2 separate regions of the Homo sapiens genome follow, and region 2 is linked to region 1. The links are chromatin loops, found by intact Hi-C in ENCODE. Cell type or tissue: mucosa of descending colon. All regions are shown on one strand. Each heading gives the region's core, and the rest is flanking DNA. Links, peaks and the distances in the headings are about the cores only. Region 1 overlaps ARSB (arylsulfatase B). Region 2 overlaps ARSB (arylsulfatase B).

The links. A loop is a pair of places that touch in the nucleus more often than their neighbours do. Peaks named below come from ENCODE experiments on the same cell type or tissue, not always from the same donor. Only the 100,000 strongest peaks of a DNase experiment are listed, where the experiment ranks them.
Region 2: a loop joins it to region 1, with 5 times the contacts of the local background. A loop is called at or near these places in 4 of 110 quality-filtered maps.

The regions. Positions count from the first base shown.
Region 1 is chr5:78,886,464-78,891,843 of GRCh38, forward strand. All of the region lies in intron 4 of ARSB (arylsulfatase B), which reads right to left. Among named protein-coding and RNA genes, the nearest start is that of ARSB, 96 kb to the right of the region's middle. RefSeq lists an enhancer at 1,098-1,147. In mucosa of descending colon, for the core only: no CTCF peak of the experiment used is centred there; a DNase peak (open chromatin) is centred at 2,538.
Region 2 is chr5:78,801,135-78,806,514 of GRCh38, forward strand. All of the region lies in intron 6 of ARSB (arylsulfatase B), which reads right to left. Among named protein-coding and RNA genes, the nearest start is that of LHFPL2, 160 kb to the left of the region's middle. In mucosa of descending colon, for the core only: no CTCF peak of the experiment used is centred there; a DNase peak (open chromatin) is centred at 2,377.

The sequences.
Region 1 (5,380 bases), core at 124-5,123:
CAGGATGGTGAAATAAAGTTTCATTATGCACAATACCAGGGAAGAGAAGGTTTCTCTTCCAAGACAACAGAAGGAATGGGAGATCTTGGCAAAGACAGGGTAGAAGCTACTAGAGTAACTGAAGTTAAGTATCTTCCCAGCCAAATGAGGGCTCAGAGTTAAGACATTAAAGTGGGCAGTAGAAAAGAAAAAGTGCCATTTCTTACATACTGGGGTTATAGAATCATACAAACTCCCAAAGTATCCACAGATTTAGGTGACTTTAGAGACACATTTTAAATAACACATATTTTGCATTAAACTTTAAAAAAAAAACCCACTATTACCCAAATGAGCCACATGAGGGCAGTATGACAGACCACCTGCTGTATAGAATGTTACATATAAAAATTTATTAAGAAATCAGAGATCTATCAAAGCTACAAGATGCATCTGGGAGGAAAGAGAATGAACACTTGTTAAGCACTGACTGCACTAGGAGTGACTCTGATTTTGCATTATCTCTCACAGAATCTGGGGTTGGCAGACCTGGAATAGAAGCCTGAGGCCAGACACTCACTAGCTGTGTGGCCAGGGGTGATATACCACCTCAGTTTCCTCGTCTTCATGTGGAAATAACAATCACTAATTGATTTAGTCCATTTTGTGTTGCTATAACAGAATACTGAGACTAGGTAATTTATAAAGAAAACAGGTTTATTTGGCTCACAATTCTGATGACTGATAAGTCCAAGCGCTAGGCACTGGCATCAGTTGCTGGTGAGGGCTTTTGTGCTGCATCATAACATGGCAGAGAAGTGGAAGGAGAGGCAGGTGCAGGTAAAGAGGGACCAAAGAGCAGGAAGAGCCTCACTTTATAACAACCCACTCTCATGGCGACTAATCCATTCCCTTGAGATTGAGAACTCGATCCTGGGAGACAGCATTGATCTATTCATGAGGAACCCGCCCCCATGACCCAAACACTTCCTACTGGGCCCCACCTCCCAAGATGCAGTGGCAATTAGACTTCCACATGAGCTTTGGTGGAAACAAACCACATCCAAACCATAGCACTACTTCATGTATTATGATGGAAATGAAGTGACATTGCTTATGATCTTTTCTTGGCAGGGTACCTGACACAACCTAAGTGCTCAATACATGGTAGTAACTGCTGTTGTTCTTAAAATTTACAACAACCCAAATAGTTTAGTATTATAACCATTTTGTCACGTTTTTTAAAAGGAAGTTTGAAAAAGCCAAACAGTGAATAGATGGCAATGCTAGGATTCCAACAAGGTCTGTGTGACACCCCAGGCCTCTGCCCCTAGAGCACCACACTCCTGCTATCCCTAGTATAGAGTGGGCTCACACATGTAGGCCACATAAACTTTCACTTCCTGATGAAAACCACAAGTACGGTCAACCTCAGCAAAGTGTACACTCTTCCTATGAGTGTACATAGGAAGTTATTTCAAGGTAATGGTAATTCCTTTTAGAGAAGGCTTAGCTGCTGTTGGGGAAGAAATTCAAGGCTCTACTGCCAAGGAAACTTTTGGTGGCGCCCTTAACACACCAGTTCTCAGTTCTTTTCTGTGCTTCTCGAAAGGGAGTAGAGAAGAGTCTTGAGTTAGATCAGGTGAGGAAACAATTCTTCAACACATGGGTCGGTGACAGACAATCTCATCATTTGACATCACAGACTTACAAGAATCTTTCTTCAAACCTCCCCACATCACTTCTTGACAAAAACTCAAGGCCCAAACATTCACTCAGGCCAGTTGTTGAAATACACATTCCATTTCATATTGAAGCTGAGCAGACCCGTATATTCAAAACAACAAAAGGTCACCATCAGTAGAAAGAAGAAATTCCTCCATGTTCATGATACTGCACAGAGTAGCAATCACTCATAACCAATGTATCGAAACTTAGAAGAAGGTGCTATTCATGTGATACAAAAATACACTGGAAAGAAATACCTACACTCTTCCCGTGATATCAAGAAAGGCTGAGACAGAACGATTATTTCACTCTGTTGTCTGGATTGCTGTAAGTGATGCTGGCTCAATACTTTAGAAGAAGCCTGTTGTCTCTGTTTTAAATAGATACACTTCTCTGAGGTATTATGTAGTGTCCTTCAGTTGCACATATTTGTTAGTGCTCAACGGAAAGTATTGGATGAAGATGGTGGTGGAAATAAGAGTGGAGATGATGGGGACAAGGGTGGCTGGATCTGGAATCTGATTCTAGGAGCAGCTCTTCAGTTATGACTCAGATAGGAAAATTCTCCGGGTTGTACAGAGAATTTGGCCACTTTTGCTACTGTAGGAAAGGGAAGGTGTTTCCACATATCATTAGGGGAGGCCACGGATGTAGTAAGTGTGACTGTTTTTGCAATTAGTTCTCTGTGATGTTTTGCCATTAGCAATAAGCGATTCTATCAACAGTTATTCTTTTTAAGAGCACTCCAAAGAGAAAGCACTGTCAATGGACACATGTGCAACTTCTCCAAGGCTCTCCTGGCATAGCGCCAACTGCAGATGTGGCCTCAGCAGAAGGGCAGTTCAGCTTCGCCTGTCCTTGTACCCCCACAGATGGCACCTGGCCGATGGTTGCCACTTATCAGCAATGGGGCAGAATCCACTGAGTTAGGACATTAGTTGGTTAACTATATGAGAAATAGGGTGCGGTCCATAAGTTCTAGTTCAGTCTCCTGGGTATTTCAAAGAATTCAACATAAAACTGGTAGGAGTAGCAACAAGAATAAAATAAGCTCTTTTGCAACAAGGTGGAAAAGGGAGTTTCCTATATTGCTCACTGAAGTTTGACATAAATTAGAATTTAAAAAGACAATGGAACCATCAGCATTTCAAAGACGTTTCTTCTCATTTTCCCTTCTAGTTTTATTTTTCGGCAAAAGTTAATTTCTTTCTTGTTAAGAATTCATATTCAAGAGAAATTTTTGTTTCATTTCCTGACTGACATATGAAAAAAATTCCAAATCAAAATAAGATGACGCCAGCTCCTAAAAGAAGCAAAGAAACGTTTTTTCAGGGAGATGGTTTTGCAGCAATGTTTTGGCACAGGGAAAATCTAATTATAAGGCCTTTACTGTCTAGAAAAGAAATGTCAAAGTAAGACAAACATTATCATATACAGACCGTAAATCTCACTTTATTATTCACTATTGAACAAAAATAACTGTCAAAAAGTCATGGAAAAATATTGGTTTGCCAAAGATCTAAGCAAAAACATTAAGTATATGACAATGAAGCCTCATCCATATCCAGCTGATAAAAATCAAAATGAAACCATGACAACAGCATTAATTTTTAGAACTACTCCCCAAACAATTTAATGTGTGGCTTGGCCGTGGAGGGCTGCCCTGAAACATCATCTCTACCCCAACATCCCTGTGCATGCTTCAGCTGGGGCTTACCCTAGTCATCCTTCCCAACCTGACTCAAAGATCACAAAAGGAAAAGCAAGGAAGGCTCTAGCAGCCTCATACCAAGCCTGGACATCTCTTTGAACACGGCCCTGATGCAAGGGTGACTAACAGATGAGTAGGCAACATCGTTTCAAAAATGGAGAAGCCTCTTTGTCCCAGAAAAGTATCTGCTTGTTGATGGTTGATTCTTTGGATTTTTTTTTAAATTACTGAGAGGCAAACTGGAGTGCTAATATATGTCTTAGTACACATCTAAAGGATTCGGTAAATTCAATCTTCTCCTGCTAAAAGATTTTGGAGACATTATCTACCTAGATATTCAAATTACATTCTGATATTCTCAAATCTTATCTTTTTTTTTTTTTTTTTGAGACAAAGTCTCACTCCTCCAACCAGGATGGAGTGCAGTGGCAGGATCACAGCTCACTGCAGCCTCGATCTCCTGGGCTCAATCAATCCTCCCACTTCAGCCTCCCAAGTAGCTGGGACTACAAGTGTGTGCCACCACGCTTGGCTACTCTTTCCCTGTTGCACTACATTGAATCATTTCTGACAGAATGTGCATTTGATTCTGCCAAGTCTACCTTTAAAACAGCTTTCCAATCATCCCCCCTTCTGCAGCCCATTGCTTTAGGTCAGGCACTCCTCTGTCTGGGCTCCTGGGCTAATTTATATACCGCTTCAAGTTCCCACCAGAGGTGTTTGTAAAACCCAAAATCAATCAGGCCACATGCATGTTTAAAGACCTGATTGCTTTCCAATCAGGGAAAAAGTTCCAACTTCAGGCCCACATATAGAATCCTTCATATCTGCCCCCAACCTCCTTTTTGGGTATCAACTCCTGTCCTCCCCCATAAAAAGTGCCCTGAGCTTCAGTCACGTAGAACTAACTTCTCCCTGTTGTTAGAATATGTCATGCCCTTTCATGCTAATTTTGCCTTTGCACATGTTGGCTCCCTTGCCTAAAGTGCCACGGGTTAAAGATCATATCTTCTGTGAACCTGCCACTTAGTGCCCTAGATGGTCTTCATCTCTGCTCTGTATTTCTGCTACATTTTATGTGCACATTTTCTACTATACTTAGCTCTGTCTATTGTTAATCAGTTGTTCATGGCTTTGTCTTCCCCATGAACTCTGCTTCTCAAGAGCAAAAAGTTTCTTAATGTTTTTATTTCCAAGACCTAGCACAGGACCTACCACACAGAAGGGCTCAATGATTTGGAGGAACAAATAATTAGGGAAAAGGCCACTCACCGAAAATAGAGGTTAAAGGCACTAAACATTAACTTAGGTCACTGCATTGTTTTTTCTAAGCCTTTGTCCAGCTACTCTGTGACCTTGACTTTTCATTGGCTATTCTACATACTGCTGCTTAAACTATAGGAGCTGGCAAGGGGTGCTCTTGGACCCCAGTGAGAATTTAAGTAAATCAAACCCTCAAATATCAGAATTGTTTGTCTAATCTGGTCCCTGGTCAGTTATGTTGGAGTCTAAGAGGGTTGATTGGGAGCATTTCAAGAAGCATCAGTCTTGGCCTGGAAGAAAGAACTCACTTATTCCTTTAACACATCTTTCTTGAGTGCTGCCATGTTCCAGGGACCACTCCAGATCTGGAAAAAGGGCAGCAAACAGGATGGACAAGGTCCTGTCCCTCACGGAGTGAGTGAGAAAAAGAGATAAGATCTCTCCATTCATGGGAGGCAATGACTGGGCTTTGTGGAGGAGCTGAAACCATAAGGACAGGACAGAGCCAGCCAAGTGACCACCAGAGAGATGAGAGCCCAGGCACAGGGAGCAGGAGGCCTTATGCAATCGCACATTAGAGACTAGGGTGTCTGTGTCAAGGCTGCTTCTTAATTAAAGACTAGTTATACTATTAGGTATACTCTGCTGCCAGAAGTTAAGGAAAACTTGAGCTAAATGATGACTAGGTATAAACAAAAA
Region 2 (5,380 bases), core at 328-5,327, 85 kb before region 1:
GATGAAAGGCCTGTTTTAGAAAGACACATCTCCATGTTCATTATACTCTGATTACTAATTAAGTTTCTAGGATGACCTGATAGTACAAAAAAGTTGCTCTATACAACAGCCAGGAATAACTCTGTCACTGGAAGGGGATAGTCTACATTGTAAATACGTACCTTAGCATTCTGTATCAGAGCAGAAAGAAACCAATTGAAGAGCCTAGTCGGGGAAGTACTGAACCAGTCCAGGGTTGGATTGGTCAAGTAAGTCTAGACGATGAATAGAGCAGGAAAAAGGACTGCTAGGTCTGGAATGGCATCACTGGAAGAACACGTGAGAGATGTTGCTTTTGGAGGAAGATGAATTGCATGACATTAGCAATTGAACGTGTAGGTTTAGAAGTGCTGATGGATTTGCCACAGGTGCACTCTCACTCACACTCCTCAGCACGCTAGGAATAAAACTGAAACTGCAACATGGCCCACAGTGTCTGCGTCATCTGCCCTGTCTCCTTCTTGGGATCACACTCTGACCACATTTCTCGGCCTCCCTTGCAGTTGGGTGTGTGCTGGCGGAATGTGAGTGCGGTTGGGAGCACCACTTCCAGGCAGGCCTGGGCCCAGAAAACCCTCTCATGCACAGCCTTCCATGCAGAGAAGCACGCTGGCCTTGGCAGGTCATTAAAAATGGCAGAGCTGCAAAATGAAAGGAGCTGTGGTCTCCAAGACACTGCTTTGAACAGGGATATCTAACTGCTCAGGAATATCTAGTTTGCACTTCTGCAAATGAGAAATAAATGTCTATACTGTTCGAATGTCAGTTTTGGTTTGTTCCAGCAGCCAGCGTTATCTTAACTAATCTGTCATTCTCCCAGTCTCATCTCACCCCACTGCTCTCACTGTGTATGTTCCAACCACACTGGTTTCCTTCAGTTCTTTGGGCACACGAAGCTCTGTTCATCCAGTCTAGCCCTTCCCTGCTGCAAAGGTCTTTGTGTTAGCTCTTTCCTCTACCTGGAGCACTTTCTACAACTCCTTGCCTGATAACTCCTTTTCCAGGTCTCAGATCAAATAACACTTCCTCAGAGCAGATATTTTTTGACCTCCCAAATTAAATCAGGGCAACCCCTGTTCATCTTCCATAACACGTCTTACAATTTATCATTATATATTCATTTAATATATTTAATATTATTTAAATTATATTTGTTAAATTAAATTAAATATATTTAATACATGTCTCCCTAGAAAAGTATATGATCCAAAAAAAGCAGGGATCATGACTCTTGTTCACCAGTGTACTGTTCATTCAGCACCTAGCACCGTGTGGGTGTTTGAGAAATATTATGGAATAAATGAATGAACTGGAGTGCTGCAGTCACAGTTAGATTTGAGAATGATCGCAATAGGGACAGATAGAGAGTGGAGAGAACAGAGCAGCAGGCTGAGAAACAGCCCCGGGAAACACACACTAGGGTACAGCATCTACCTTCCACCCCTAAACAGAGGCCGTGGAGGAGAATAAAGTTTAGAGAAGAGAAACTAATTAGAGAGATAATGATTACAGAATGAAGAGCACTCAAGTTCTTGAGGGGCCTTAGACATCATCTAACCTGTTCTCCCCTTTGCATAGATGAGGAAATAGAAGTAAAGTTCCCTGGCTTAGCTAATTGGTGTCCACGTTGGGGTGGCCATACTAAAAATGTTAGAATTGTTCTGTTTGCATTGATACCTGAGAGGGAATAGGATCAAAGTCTTTAAATTTGTGGCCAGGATAAAACTGTGGTCCTACTGCCAGATTTAAGGGGTGCCTTGTGAAGGTCTCATAATGGACTTAAATGAACCAATGTCTCCTAAGATCTCAACTCCAGGACATTTTCTCCTGCAGGGATTAAAGAGAAGGGGGACTGTTTGAAAACATGAGGAAGGGACATCTAGGTCATTATTTGGTTGTGTTTGCTCTCCTTCAAGTGAAACACTTATCTGAATGCAATAAAGAGGCTTCTTCAGACAGATGAAGAGCAGGCCCTGTGGGCCATGGAGAGAGTCAGTTTCCTCCCCAGTGGGACTCGTCTGCTTTCCTGGAGAGTGTTTTCACTTCCATGTTGAAGCTGGAACTCCAGCCTCCCGACAGACAATTCTCCCTAACGCACTCCCCTCTGCACTAGGGACGGCCGCCTCTTGTATTAATACAATTAAATTAGCCCGTCAGTTCCCTGGTATCCTTTGAACACTTGAGAGAAAGTCGGCAGCTTACTGGGGCTTTTCCAAGAGAAATATGTGCTACTAAAAAGTGATTTCTACACACATCCCTCCCTCCCTTGATCACGAGGTAATTACTGGGCTATGAAGGCCGCTGAAGCTGGGTCCTGGCAAAGCTAAGTGTGTGCTGCTTTCCGACTGCCAAAGGGAGCAGACAGAGCCCTGGCCTTGGTCCACTGGGGCCTGCACCACTCTTGCAAGCTTCCATGAGTGAGGTCAGTGGCATCCAAGTTCCCACAGAAACAGTGCTGGTCTCCTCGGCTGGAGGGCTTGATCAGCCATCTGCTTCCCTGCTCAGGCTGCTTTCCTAGTCGATCCAGCCCAGAGCCCTTGCAGAGCTACAAATGATGCAAGTGCTATGAAGACCAGAGGTCTTCCCCCATGGGATATAGTAATGTATTCGTTTCTTCAACAAATATTTACTGAGCATCTACCCTGCACCTGTGCTGGGCTAGGAACTGGTTTTATCCCATTTGATGGTTATTTATTGAACACCTACTTTGTACTAGACGTTGTACTCCAGTGCTATTCCCTGCAGGCAAGGAGCTGGAGGTCTGGTCAAGGGCCTATTTGTTGTTTCAGTGCCCTTATTCTCCCACCCGAGGGCACCTGGCAGAGCCAGACAGGGCCCCTGGCAGTCCTGCTGAGTGAAAGGTATAAGCAGGCACCCAAATGGCTCTAACAGTCTTCAGCCATTAACGTTCTTTCATTTCAAGGAGCTCACATAAGACACAGGCACAGTGAGACTCTTGCAAAATGAAACAAATGCCAGGGAAGAGAAGTCTCTCAGGATTTGCAACTGCTCACTGCAGATGTAACCAAAATGTGGAATGAAAAAAAAAAAAAGATCCCTTCAGACTCAGTTTTTGTGGAAAAAAAAAAGTGTTTCACTTCAGCTCAGCATGATTTTTAAAAAATCAAAACTGATTCAATTCCCTTTTCCTTTCCTTGCCACCCCATCCGAACCACCCTATCACTGAGGTTAGAGGACTTACTTGGTCAATGTCATCACATAAGCCTCTCTTAAGGAAAAAAAGTAGAGAGTAAGTTAGAGAGGATGGGAAGGTTGAGAACTGCCTACTGTTTATATGACAGAAGAAATGGAAACCACTGTACAATTCTAACTTATCAAGCAGGGTGAAAACACCACTAGGAGCAAAAGGGAGAGAGCTCAGAGGGATCAGGAGAAATCTTTTGACATGGCAGATAATTAAGACACTAAAACTAACAACCAAAGGCAGAAAGGCAAGCTGTAATTACCCAAATGCTTTCAAAGCCTGGAGAGGAGACAAAAATGGGTGGTTCCTATTTTAACCAATGTGGATAGCCTGGTAGGGACTGGCCTTTCTGTCCCCAGTATGGTTGGCTGCAGTCATTGGCCTCTGACCTCCCAGCTCCCGGACAGTGGCCATTATACCTGTGCACGCTGAGGGAATGGGCAAATGCTGCCCCGTGCTCCATGCATCTTCCAGGTCCATGGCAAGTCTCCTGTAAAATCAAGGCCACTTGAGGGCAGGGACTACCCATTCAAGCTCCTTTCATATTACACATAGCACTTTGCTCAGAAAGAGTCACATGTATATTTGCCAACCAGAGACCATTAGCAGGGACACAGCATCCGGCCTCCAGGGTTTAGTGATAGCAACACGCAAGATACTGTTTCTTACAAGTGGGAAGTTCCTCACAGACTTACTCAAATGAGTGCACACTGGAGAGTGAAACAGAGACCCCGACCAACCAACGTTGTCATGTCATAAATCACATTTCCCAGGGGCTGCTGAAAACACCCAGCCTTTTCCTAATAATTGCTGAGTCGCATAACAAGCAAAAGGCTTAATCCTACAGTCCCATCAAGTTTACCTGTAGGAGGAGTTACTTTCCACTTATCTGTATGGAGAATCTGCCATATTAGGGACATATCAGAGCATAAGTCAGCCAACGAGGCACACAGGCAGCTATAAGACATTATCAGAACCTAAACTGTTGTGATTTTATACCAAGTATGTGAAAATTTAATAAGATTAGAAGGAAAACAAAATGAGGTTGTTAGGAAGAAAGACGTCTTTCTGTTTCTATTCGTTATTGTTACTTCTAATTGTTTTTCCTTCTATCCACCCTCCACCACTCCAGGAAGAGGCTACTGGAGGCTCTTTCACTGCTTTCCACAGAGGTAGGAACCATTTCTGAGAAAGCAAGGCTCACTCTTCTCAGCACTGGGTGTTTCTGGTCCTCTCTGACCTTGACTAGAAAAACAAGCAGGAAAGAGGAGGAATGATAATAAACATATGGTCAGCATGCCTTTGTCTTCTGATAAGAAAAGTGGCTGGATGAGCAGGAATGTCCAATGGAAGCAAATTTAAAATTTTTGATTATCATCGACTGAGCAGCCGGGTGGCTCTGTGGGTTCCGGGGCACAGTCACACTTAGACACGATGCCTGTGGAACTGGTCGCGGTGCCGAACCCCAGGCAAGGAGCACTTCAGGGGAGCAGTTATTCACTGCTGTGGAAAAAGCAACACCAGGGAGAGGCACTGTGAGCTTGGGCTCCCAGAGTCCCTGCCTTGTTGCTTTCTAGCTGTGCGGCCTTGGGGGCAAATTGCTTAACTTTCTAATATTTTACTTTTCTGTAAAATGAGACTAATACTACCACCTACCTTCATTGGGTTTCTGTGAGCGTTAAATGCACTAATGCGCTATGAGTACTGAGCAATACAATAGAGAGAAAATAGGGTGGCCTTTATTGTTATTATTATAAAATCTGTTCTGGATTACCTTCCTCTCTAACACCCTAGTGTGTAAGTTAGGAACTAAAGGGATGACAATAATCAAACAAAATTAACCCAAATGCAGAGAAAATACAAAACAATAACAAAGTCACAGTGTCCCCTGGCATGTGTAACAACTGTATACCTGAAGGATGTCATAGGCTGTTAATATGTAAAGATCTTTAGAGATCTTCTTCTGCATGCAACATGCAGTATCAGATACCATCAGAGAAATAATAATATCTTTCATATGAACAACCATCATTTACTGAGATGGCCCCCTTCAGAAACTTACAGGGAACAAAATGTGATTCCTGGACTGGCACTTCTCATCTGGATATATTACAGGATTGATGCTTTCAGCCTCCT